4 separate regions of the Homo sapiens genome follow, and regions 2, 3 and 4 are each linked to region 1. A link is a loop called in an ENCODE intact Hi-C map of the cell type or tissue named here. Cell type or tissue: heart right ventricle. All regions are shown on one strand.

Evidence for each region. Hi-C counts contacts between places; a loop is a spot of excess contacts. Peaks named below come from ENCODE experiments on the same cell type or tissue, not always from the same donor. Only the 100,000 strongest peaks of a DNase experiment are listed, where the experiment ranks them.
Region 2: a loop joins it to region 1, with 3 times the contacts of the local background. A loop is called at or near these places in 77 of 110 quality-filtered maps.
Region 3: a loop joins it to region 1, with 2.8 times the contacts of the local background. A loop is called at or near these places in 7 of 110 quality-filtered maps.
Region 4: a loop joins it to region 1, with 2.9 times the contacts of the local background. A loop is called at or near these places in 77 of 110 quality-filtered maps.

Annotation. Positions count from the first base shown.
Region 1 is chr15:101,299,358-101,301,857 of GRCh38, forward strand. The region is part of intron 1 of SNRPA1-DT (SNRPA1 divergent transcript); the gene reads left to right. Among named protein-coding and RNA genes, the nearest start is that of SNRPA1-DT, 5.3 kb to the left of the region's middle. In heart right ventricle, a CTCF peak has its summit at 1,108 (motif pointing right); a DNase peak (open chromatin) is centred at 1,624.
Region 2 is chr15:101,491,099-101,493,598 of GRCh38, forward strand. It overlaps LOC107987228 (a long non-coding RNA gene), which reads left to right. Exons shown (of 2, transcript XR_001751730.2): 2 at 1-2,500. Among named protein-coding and RNA genes, the nearest start is that of PCSK6, 2.6 kb to the left of the region's middle. In heart right ventricle, no CTCF peak of the experiment used is centred here; no DNase peak of the experiment used is centred here; H3K27ac peaks cover 1,872 bases.
Region 3 is chr15:101,366,682-101,369,181 of GRCh38, forward strand. All of the region lies in intron 12 of PCSK6 (proprotein convertase subtilisin/kexin type 6), which reads right to left. Among named protein-coding and RNA genes, the nearest start is that of PCSK6-AS1, 33 kb to the left of the region's middle. In heart right ventricle, no CTCF peak of the experiment used is centred here; DNase peaks (open chromatin) are centred at 1,558 and 2,388; H3K4me3 peaks cover 592 bases; H3K27ac peaks cover 1,616 bases.
Region 4 is chr15:101,499,022-101,501,521 of GRCh38, forward strand. No RefSeq gene overlaps it. Among named protein-coding and RNA genes, the nearest start is that of PCSK6, 11 kb to the left of the region's middle. In heart right ventricle, no CTCF peak of the experiment used is centred here; a DNase peak (open chromatin) is centred at 1,112; H3K27ac peaks cover 1,533 bases.

The DNA.
Region 1 (2,500 bases):
TCTAACCAATGATCGTTAACATCACCAATAATGGAACAGATCGTGTACTCCCTGCTAGAATGCAGACAGAACACAGAATCAGCCTGTGAGATTCGTGTCAAAGATGCATGACTTGACTCAAAACGTGAGGAACCCTCAGACAAGTGCACAGCGAAGGGCAGCCTACAAATAACTGGCCTATAGTCTTTAAAAGCTTCCACATCATGAGGCAAGGAGACTGAGGAACTGTTCCAGATGGAAGAACATTAAAGAGACATGATGACTAAGTGAAAAGTGTGTTTCTAAACCAGACCATTTTGCTAAGAACTTTATTGGGACAACTGGCAGAACTAGAATTCAGTCAGAGGGTTGATGGTAATAACATACCGATGTTAATTTCCTGAGTCTGATGGCTGTGCCGGAGAATGTCGTTGTTCATAGGAAATACCCACTGAAGTATTGGCGGGGGGGGGGCGGTCATAGGGTATATCGGCAACTTACTCTCAAATTGGGAGGGAATTTCTTTGTATTGTACTTGGAACTTCTTTGTTTTCTGAGATGGAGTCTCGCTCTGTTGCCCAGGCTGGAGTACAGTGGCGGAATCTCGGCTCACTGCAACCTCCGCCTCATGAGGAATAACATGAGGTTCAAGTGATTCTCGTGCCTCAGCCTCTCAAGTAGCTGGGATTACAGGCGCTCGCCACCATGCCTGGCTGATTTTTATATTTTTAGTAGAGACGGGGTTTTGTCATGTTTGCCAGGCTGGTCTTGAGCTCCTGACCTAAGAAGTGATTTCCCCTGCCCCCTGTCCCTGCCTCGGCCTCCCAAAGTGCTGGGATTACAGGCCTGAGCCATCACACCTGCCCCGGTCACTGCAACTTTTGTTTAACTAAAAAAACTAAAAAAGTTAAACAAAATAACTAAAGAATTAAAATAACTTTAAAAAGTTAAAATAACTAAAAAAATTAAAATAACAAGTTAAAATAACTAAGAAATAAAATAACTTAAAAGTTAAAATAACTAAAAATTTAAACAAAATAACTAAAAATGTTAAACAAAATAACTGAATAATGAAAAAATTAAACAAAATAAAACCTCAACTTCATTTAATTCCAGAGAGGACCACCAGGTGGAGTCCTTAGGCTGGAGAGCTGGTTTTAACTTGGGGCCCTTCTGTTGCTGTGTTTAAAAAAAAAAAAGAGTGGGGTGGTATCTCTTTACTTTAAAAAGGGAAAGTTGTACAAGTTTCCCTTCAGCATAGGAACAGGGACAGAAGTCAAACCATATGTGGTTTTATTCATTGAGGGTATCTCTATGAAGTTGCAAACAATTTTCTTTTTTGATTCCATTTCTTTTGGCCGGAATTTCTCAACCTCGGCACTATTGACATTTTGGTCTGGACAGTTCTTTGTCATGGGGGCTGCTGTGCATTGCAGGGTGCTTAGCAGCATTCCTGGCCTCCACCCACTGGATGTGAGTACATCCTTCCAGTTGTGACAACCCAAAATGTCTCCAGACGTTGCCAAATGTCCCCTGGAAGACAAAAGTCATCCCTGGTTGAGAACCACTATTTTGGCAACAGGATGTTCTCTGCCCTGGGCACTTTGGTTCCTGTTGTTTCAAAAGGGAGTCTAAGATATCTGGTCACCCTTAGTGTGGCTGGTCTGTAGTGGTGAGGGGCTTTGGATGGTGGGACTGAATCCTAGGATCTAAGGTGGGTGCTCAGTGCTGTACCATCTAAGGATGCTGTTCTGTGCTCAGATAAGCCACAAAGCCTGGGGTGTCAGGAAAGGACTTAAACAGCCAACCAGGAAGGATAGAGTCTGGGGTTCGTGCGAGGAAAGCAACAGTGAAGGCTGGGGTAGGGGAGCAGATTCTTCCTTTCCCCCCAGCAGCCAGTGCCCAGTGGCCTCCCAGCTGGCTGGGCAGAACCTTAAGATGCTAGAGAATGGCCTTGGTGTATACTTTCCATCACCCCTGCTTGTTCTTATTAAAATGTTTTTCTTTCCTGTTCTCCACCTCCTTTTTCCATCCTCTGATCTGAACCTCTGGCCCTCACCTGCTCTCGGGGGCCCCAACATACTCCAAGCTTTTAGGCAAAAGGCCCTCTCCAGCCATAGTATCAATAATGCAAATGCAGTGGAGGGTGGTCTCCCCAAGTTCAAGGACACTCCACTCCTAGACTCATTTAGACCATGTTGCTATCTATCTATCTATCTATCTATCTATCTATCTATCTATCATCTATCAATCTATCATCTATCTATCTATCTCTGTCGTTTTTGATTGATTGATTGAGACAGGGTCTCGCTCTATTTCTCAGGCTGGCTGCAAATGCCTGGGCTCAAGCCATCCTCTTGCTTCTAACCTCTCAGAATGTTAGGATTACAGGTGTGAGCCACTGTGGCTGGCCCTTTTATTTTTTTAAGTTCTGTCCACCCCCCCTCCCATTTCAGGTGTGTCTTCTGTACAAAGTGCCATTCTCACCAGTCCTTTGAAGAGTCGCAAGATACAAAGTCAG
Region 2 (2,500 bases), 190 kb after region 1:
CCGAGGTCCTTTCCAGCCTCGCTCTCAGGAGCCCTTTGGTTTTGTAACCCACGTGATTCATCATTTCTTCAGGTGTGAGTCACCCCTAATGGAGGTGGGAGAACAGGAGGCGTGGTGGGAGGCCCCATCCCAACAGGCCACATCCATGTTCACAAGGGCTCCTGCCAAGGGCCCATCTTGGAACCTGGAGATCAACGTCCCACATGGCCTTCGCTTTGCTACACTAGATGTAACTTCACCTCCCTGCGTTCCCCTGGCAAGTGGGGTCAGCTGCTTGGGCCGTCACTCCAGGCCTGCCCACACTGCAGAAGACAGCCACCGTGTGTCCCTCCTACAGATGGACTGGATGCTCACCAGCCCCTGCCAGTGGAGAGACATGAGGCCCTCATGCAAACTGGCAGCCCTAGAGGAGAACCGGCCATACTTGTTGGACAGAAACAGTACCCAGAACTCTCAGTCTGCCTCTGCCTGACATGGCCCTGGCTGCCTAGCCAACTGGCTTGCAGAAGAGGGACATTGGCCTGAGTCAAGGGGACGGGGTTGGAGGCATTGCATTGTCACCTAGCAGCAGTATGTCTGGGCAGCATGTGTTACCTCTCTTCCCCTTCCCCTGCTGGCCGGATGTCCCTCAGATTCATCCTGGATCTGGTGCCGTTCTTCAAATATGTGGCCTGCTTCAAGATAATGTAACTGCACATCAGCTAAATGATTATAAAGCAGCTGGTGCCTCCCAAGACGGAGCCCCCGCAACGGCAGTGATTTTGACAGGCAGAGATAAGGGTGTTTCCATAATAATGTGGTAGATTAAGGGATTCAGCCTGCTGTACTGAGGGGAGACTAAAATGCATCTGAATTTTTATTTGGAGAGATCTGAATGTATTTTACTAACAAGTCTGGTCCTTTTGGGCTGAACTTTCCATTTGTCATGGAAGTGCCCGGCAATATCTTGACTCCGATGTTGTAGGAAGACCAGCTTCCCAAAATGAACATCCTGAATCGAATCGCCTCCTGTGGGTTTCCTATTGATTCACACGGTGACGGGATTAGCTCAGTCACGGGAGTACCAGCCCTTTTCATTGTGATAGGATCTGTAATAAAACTTGGCTAGTCGTCCTGCAGGGAGGGGATTTATTACTCAGGCTCTGGCTCTCCACATGGCCCCCGAGGTCCACACAGCTCTGTGGGGAGGGAGGGGGTGCTGCTTTCCTAGATTGAGGTCTTCGAGCCTCAGGAGGGACAGGACATGGACCAGAAAGGTGATTGGAGCCTGGTCATATTTCGGAAGTTTTGTGATATTTATACTGACATCTTCTAAAATCAGAAAAGAGGAGAAGACATTGAATGATGTGTTCTCATGCCCACCACTGATCCCTTTACAGCAAGCATGGGATTATCCGGCCAGAGTCCGGGAATACCCACGCAGCCAAGACCACAGGACAGCAAGAGCCTTTGCACAGCCTTCTAGGATGTGATAAGACATACTTTGATGCAGAAATTGCCTCTGTGTAGGGAATAGACACTTTATTGAACAATTACATTTTTGGCAATATGCTAGGTTCAGCAGGCCAGACTAGCATCCCTTGAAAAATAGCTGATGGACACCACCTTCAGGATACCGGAGATGAGCGTGGACTCAAAGCCCAGCTTTGTCATTTACTCATGTGCAGCCTCAGTAAAGTTGCTTCAGTTTGCCCTACTGAAAATAATAGTAACGCTGCTGTCCCCATACAGAGGGGCTATGAGGATGACAGGAGCTGATGTGAGCAGAGCCTGGCACCCAGAGCCTGGCATGAAGTCAGCACTCCATAAATAGTGGCAACAGTGACCACTGCTGACCAGGCGCTCTCCAGTGGGATAGAGTAGTTAGGGCTGAATACTCTGACCTTCTCTGGATAAGGGCTCACTGTCCTCATCTATGCCTGGGTGCACATTTTCTCACATCTTAACATCCCCAAATCAAGAAACATCTCACAGTTGGTGTTTTGCAATCATCACTGGCCTGGACTGAAATTGAGTTCTTCCAGAGAGGGTTTGTTTTTGCTTCTGCCAGTGATCTGGGGACACAGCTCCTGAAACTCCTTGGGGATCTGCTGAATGGTGTGACCCCAGTGTGAGAACCAGCTTATGGTTCTAATGATCAGTGCAGGGCATCTCCCTATTTCTCCCTCCCCTCGCCAGGGCCAAGATAGAAACCTGATGATTCCTTGCTGTTCCTCTCCATGGTGGGTTTATTTCTCATTTTCCCCTGTACTGACAGTAGAGTCTTTATTTTCCCTCCCCTCCCCTCTCTCTCCTCTCCTCCTCCTCCTTCTCTCTCTTCCTTCCCTCCTTTCTTTCTCTTTCTTTCTTTCTCTTTCTCCTTTCCCTTCCCTTCCCTTCCCTTCTTTTCTCTTTCTTTTTCTTTTTCTTCTTCTTTCCTGAGATGGAGTTTCACTCTTGTCACCCAGGCTGGAGTGCAATGGTGCAATCTCGGCTCACTGCAACCTCTGGCGTCCGGGTT
Region 3 (2,500 bases), 67 kb after region 1:
TCCTTCCCACCCAGCAACAATCTTACAGAGACCATAACTCCAGTGCCCGGATGCACGAAAGCAGACAGGGGCGGGGGTCCCCCTGGGGTACCTTCACCGAAGCCCAGAGAGTGCTCACTAAGGACGCCTTTTGAAAGTGCTTGTTTGTGCAAGAATGAAACTTCCATGTTTGATTTCAAGCCAGCTGTGTGCACTGTTCTCTGGGAGACACAAATAAGGAAAGAGGAGCAGCTACTCAAGCTTGTGGGGAAAGTTCTGTCCCTTCACCTGCAGGGCTGATCCAGTCTCAACAGGGGCATTTGAGGGAGATGACAATGGCAGGGTTGGTTGCTTTTCAGTGGGAATGGGAGGGGCCCGTGGAGAGCGGGGGGAGGAGACAGCTCCCCCACCCCCAGCAGTACCCTCCTTGCAAGTCCTGATGAGCCTCCCTTTACCCTTCCCAACTCGAAGGTCTTTCCCAACTGTACCCTTGAGCCCCTGGGCCTTCTGCCTCACACTTGGTTCAGGCAGAAACAGGAAGCAACTAATCAACATCCAATCTCTTCCTGCACCCAGTGCCATCCTCAGAAGTGACTCTTTCTGTACTGGAATCAATTCCAGGTTTTTTCCTCTTATTCTTTCTTCACAGTCTAATTTTCTATCTCGATTTTGGAATAAACATTTTTTTTAACATAGGCATCTTTATTGTTCATCAGAAATTGAAATACATAAGTTTTGAATGATGTAAGATTCAATTTCCAATCTGGGGGTTCTCTGAACACTCAATGTAGGAAAATGTTTATCTAGGGAACATTCTTTGCAATGGAGAAGAGTGAGGGGGAAGCATCCTGTGCTTTCTTCTAAGAAATGGCAAAGGTCAAGGCTGATTTTCACACTCGATGCCAAGCTGAACCCAACACACTGGGGACAGAACAAGGACAAACTGTCTTTTAAGGGCTGAGGTGCTGAGGCACATCAATGGCTTCTTAGTGAAGAACCTGGCAAACTGATAAAGCTGCTAAATTAAGTAAGATGTGCAGTAGGATAGGAGGTCATTGATCCTAAAACACAAATTCTTGATACAATCACAAAATCTGCCTTGGAAAAAAACCAAAGTCCCAAGACTCAGATGACAGCTGGAGTAGCCTCAGGGTAGTTTTTGTTTGTTTGTTTTTTGTTTTTGAGACAGACTCTCTTTCTGTCACCCAGGCTGGAGTGCAGAGGCGTGACCTCAGCTCACTGCAACCTCCGCCTCCTGGGTTCAAGTGATTCTCTTGCCTCAGCCTCCCAAGTAGCTGGGATCACAGGTGCGTGCCACCACGCCCAGCTAATTTTTGTATTTTTAGTAGAGACAAGAGTTGGCCAGGTTGGTCTCGAACTCCTGACCTCAGGTGATCCACCCACCTTGGCCCCTCAAAGTGCTGGGACTACAGGTGTGAGCCACCCTTCCTGGGCTAGGGTAGTTTTTAAAATGCCTGATGGCGCAAGGACAGCACTACCCAGCCAAGGGGTGGCTCCCAATAGGCCTGGCAGGACCTGCCCTCTATTATCCCAAGGGCACAACACTGGGCAGCAGCAGGAGGAGGAAAGTTTCCAGGGAAGGGAAACAGGGCCCCAGGGGAGCGGGAGAGGGGAGGCTGGGGCAGCGGAAGGTTCTTGTGGGTCAGGTAGCCGGACGTAAGCAGGACACGTAGGGCAACCAGGCCCCTGTGCCAGGGATACATATATTATCACACTCAAGTCTTATAACAGTCCTAATGTTTACAGATAAGTGAAGTGGCATTTTCAGAGATGAGGAATAAAGAGAGGCAAAGGGACTGGCTCCTGGGAGCCCAGCCAGGAGTGGAAGAGCAGGGTGTGGGCCAACTCTCCAGGGTCACTGCCACCCGCCTGCCTGCTACCTGCTGCCCCAGCCTCTCAGCCTCACCACAGGCTCTCCGTCAACCTGGGCCATCACCTGGGCCTGCACCCAGCTCTGGCTCTGAGTCAGGGGTCACAAACCTGGGTGCCACTAGGTGTGCGGCTGGAGTGAACGGAGAGCCCGTTGCTGGCCTCAGGGCTGCCAGCACGGAAAACATGGAGCACATGGACACACACTCGCCCACCTGCTCAGCTCCGGCCCAGTGCACGCAGGAACACGGGGCTGGTGTCAGACAGCTTCCAACTTTCCAAGAAATGCCAGAAATGAGGACTTTTAAAATCTTTAAGGTTAAAAAAATAAAATAAAAAACACCACGGGGAGCAACATAGCATCAAAAGCTGCAGCTCGTCCGCTGACACCGAACTGCTCGTGCCCGTGTGAGACCTCCCACAGGCAGAGGCACAGCACGGCCGGGCCTCCCGGCAGGAGGGAGAGGTGCCCCTGTGACACTCGTGCTATGAAAGGAGAATGTGGGATGGGCTGAGCTTGGTGCCAGGGTCTGCCTCAGGGTTGATTCCAGTGCACCGAGGACAAAGCTGGTGCCGGGCCCGCCACCTGCTGCCACCGCTCCAGCTTGCCTGCTGCAGAGAGACCAGGCTG
Region 4 (2,500 bases), 200 kb after region 1:
GGCACGGCCTTTAGCAAGCTGGCACTGTTTTTCTTGCTCTTCCTGTCCCACCATAGGGCCAGTTGCTGCTCCCAGACGGACTGGCCCTTCAGGCCCGGGCACCTTAGCTTCCACTATTTCTTCCTGACTGGATTCTTCTCGGTCTCCAGGCAGAATGGCTCTCCCTGGCTGTAGGACCTTATGTTTGGGGGCCCAACTGTGATTTGTGGCCTCACTGCCAGCCCTGTGTGTGACTCACGGTGAGGCCTCAGCAGCTGTTCCCTGCACCCCCATCTAAAACAGCTCCCTGCACCCCCATTTCTCACTGGCAAGATGAAGCCTCAGACCTGGCAATCTCGCTCCACCCCTATTTAAACAAGGCAGAACCTCTGATCTGGAATGTTCCCACTGCAGCCTCTCCCAGAGCCTTGGGAAGGAGTTGGCTAATACAATGCTGGGTGGCAGGGCTGTGCCAGCAGTGCAGTGATTTTTAAAATATGTGTTAGAGCCCTGGGTTTTTCCTATAAATGAGATGGTCGGCCATCATCCTAAATGTCACTCCCTCACTATTAGGCCACAGTGATGTTCCTAAAAGAGTCAACAGTAAAGACCTGTTTGTAGGTATCTAGGAGCCGGCAGCAGACCCTGGGGACACAGGACCAAACGTAGGGAGGTTTCAACTCTGGATCTCCATCGATTCTGAGCACCTCGGTGACCGGGGTGGGCTTCAGGCTTCCTGAGCTGGGGCTACAGGAGTGCAAAGGGGTTTTATGATGAGTCCATGTATTAAATGAAATAAGGGCCCACAGAAAAGAGAAGGCTGGGACCGCAGGTGTCCAAGAAGCAAGGCACAGAGGCAAGCAGGTTCCTTCCCACACGCAGCTGAGGTCCACTCAAAAGGTGATCCTGAAGAAATTATGCTAGAATCAGCAGAGTGGGCCTCGGCTGAGTGTGGAATCCAGCCCACTACTTGCTGGCTGTGTGACCCTGGACCAGGCACCTACCCTCCTATGCTTCCGTTTTCTCTGCTGCAGAAGAGGCTGCCAATGATGCCTTCCCTTAGGGAGTGAGCCAGGCCGTAATTCAAGGCTAGGCAGCACCTGGCAGCTGGCATGCTGGCAGCAGACCTCCTGACACACGTGCCCTTGGTTTGGCAGATGCTGGCAAGGGTTGTGGTGACAGCGGACACGTGAACCACGACAGCTGGAAGGGAACAGTGGAGGGGAGGGCACTATGCTGAGTCACATTTAGACCTCACTAAAACCGAAGTGGTTCCTGTTAACTTGCTTTGGTCTATGTGGTGGATTTAGGGCTTCCAAAAATCCTCTTAAGGCTTTTTATATCCTCCTCACTATTTATAGTCTAAACTCCCCCAAATCCCCAACCCAGACAAAATCATTCCTGCTATGTTTTCTTTCGATGCCAAGCTCACCAGCAGCAGAGAACATAGCTGCATGACATGGGGCCCGATAGGCTGCTCATGCCTGTGCCCCTCCCTCCAGGAGTGAGACTTGGGAAATCCTTTACCCTCTGCAGGTTCTGTGTTTATCCTTTGCAGGGTCACCTGCCACAATGTCCAACTCCTGCCACCCACAGGAACTCCAGCAATGCTACTGATTCCCACCATCCAATATTGTGATTTTTCAAAGGTTGAAAATTTGATAAGCAAACAACACATATGTGGCCCAAATAATTTTGCATCTGGGTCTTTTCATCTGGACTGAGGCCAATGCCCTTATTCTTCTTCCTTCTCCTTCGGAGCCCTTTCTCCCTCCATCCTGTAAAAGTAATCTTTCATTAGAAATCAGCAAAGTGGAACAGTATACTCCCTCCTGAGCATGTACCAGTCACAGGTCACAGGTGATCACCACTGTCAAGAAGAAAGTCTAATTCAGTCCTCACCTTTGATAGACGGGAAGTCTGGAACCTTCTTAGTCACGGCCTCTCAGGCAGAAGATAACAGAAGACTTGCCACAGTGCATGGCAGGGCCACAAGACAGCAGGAGGGGAAGTGACACTCAAGTCCTGTCTCCTGGAATAGGCAGGGGATGGTCCAAGTGAAGTGGGATTGCTCAGGCAGGAGGAGAAGAGGCAGAGGGGCACTGTGGCTAGGGAAGAGGCTCCAGCCCTGACCACCTGGGTTCTCATCCCAGCTCGGCCACCTCCCAGCTGCCTGACCTCAGATGAGTCCATTGACCTCTCTGGGCCTCAGTTTTCCCAGCTGAGCATAAAATGGGCATATTTGTGTCCACCTTAAATGAATTAGTGTACAGTGCCTGGACCTGGGCCTGGCACTCAGACAGCATTATGTGAGAGCTGTTCTCATCAGGCCAGAGGTTTAGCAATACCTCATTGCTACTTGTAAACATGCCTGGTTCTGGAAGTGTCTGTGTGGGTGTGTCTGAGTTAACACAGACATGCCCCAGGCTGGCCAACCCCACAGGCCGGACTTGTATCTCCCCCAGCAGAGACCCCCAGGCCAGCCTCTCCTCTCCCTCCACAGCCCAGACCTAGAAGGACT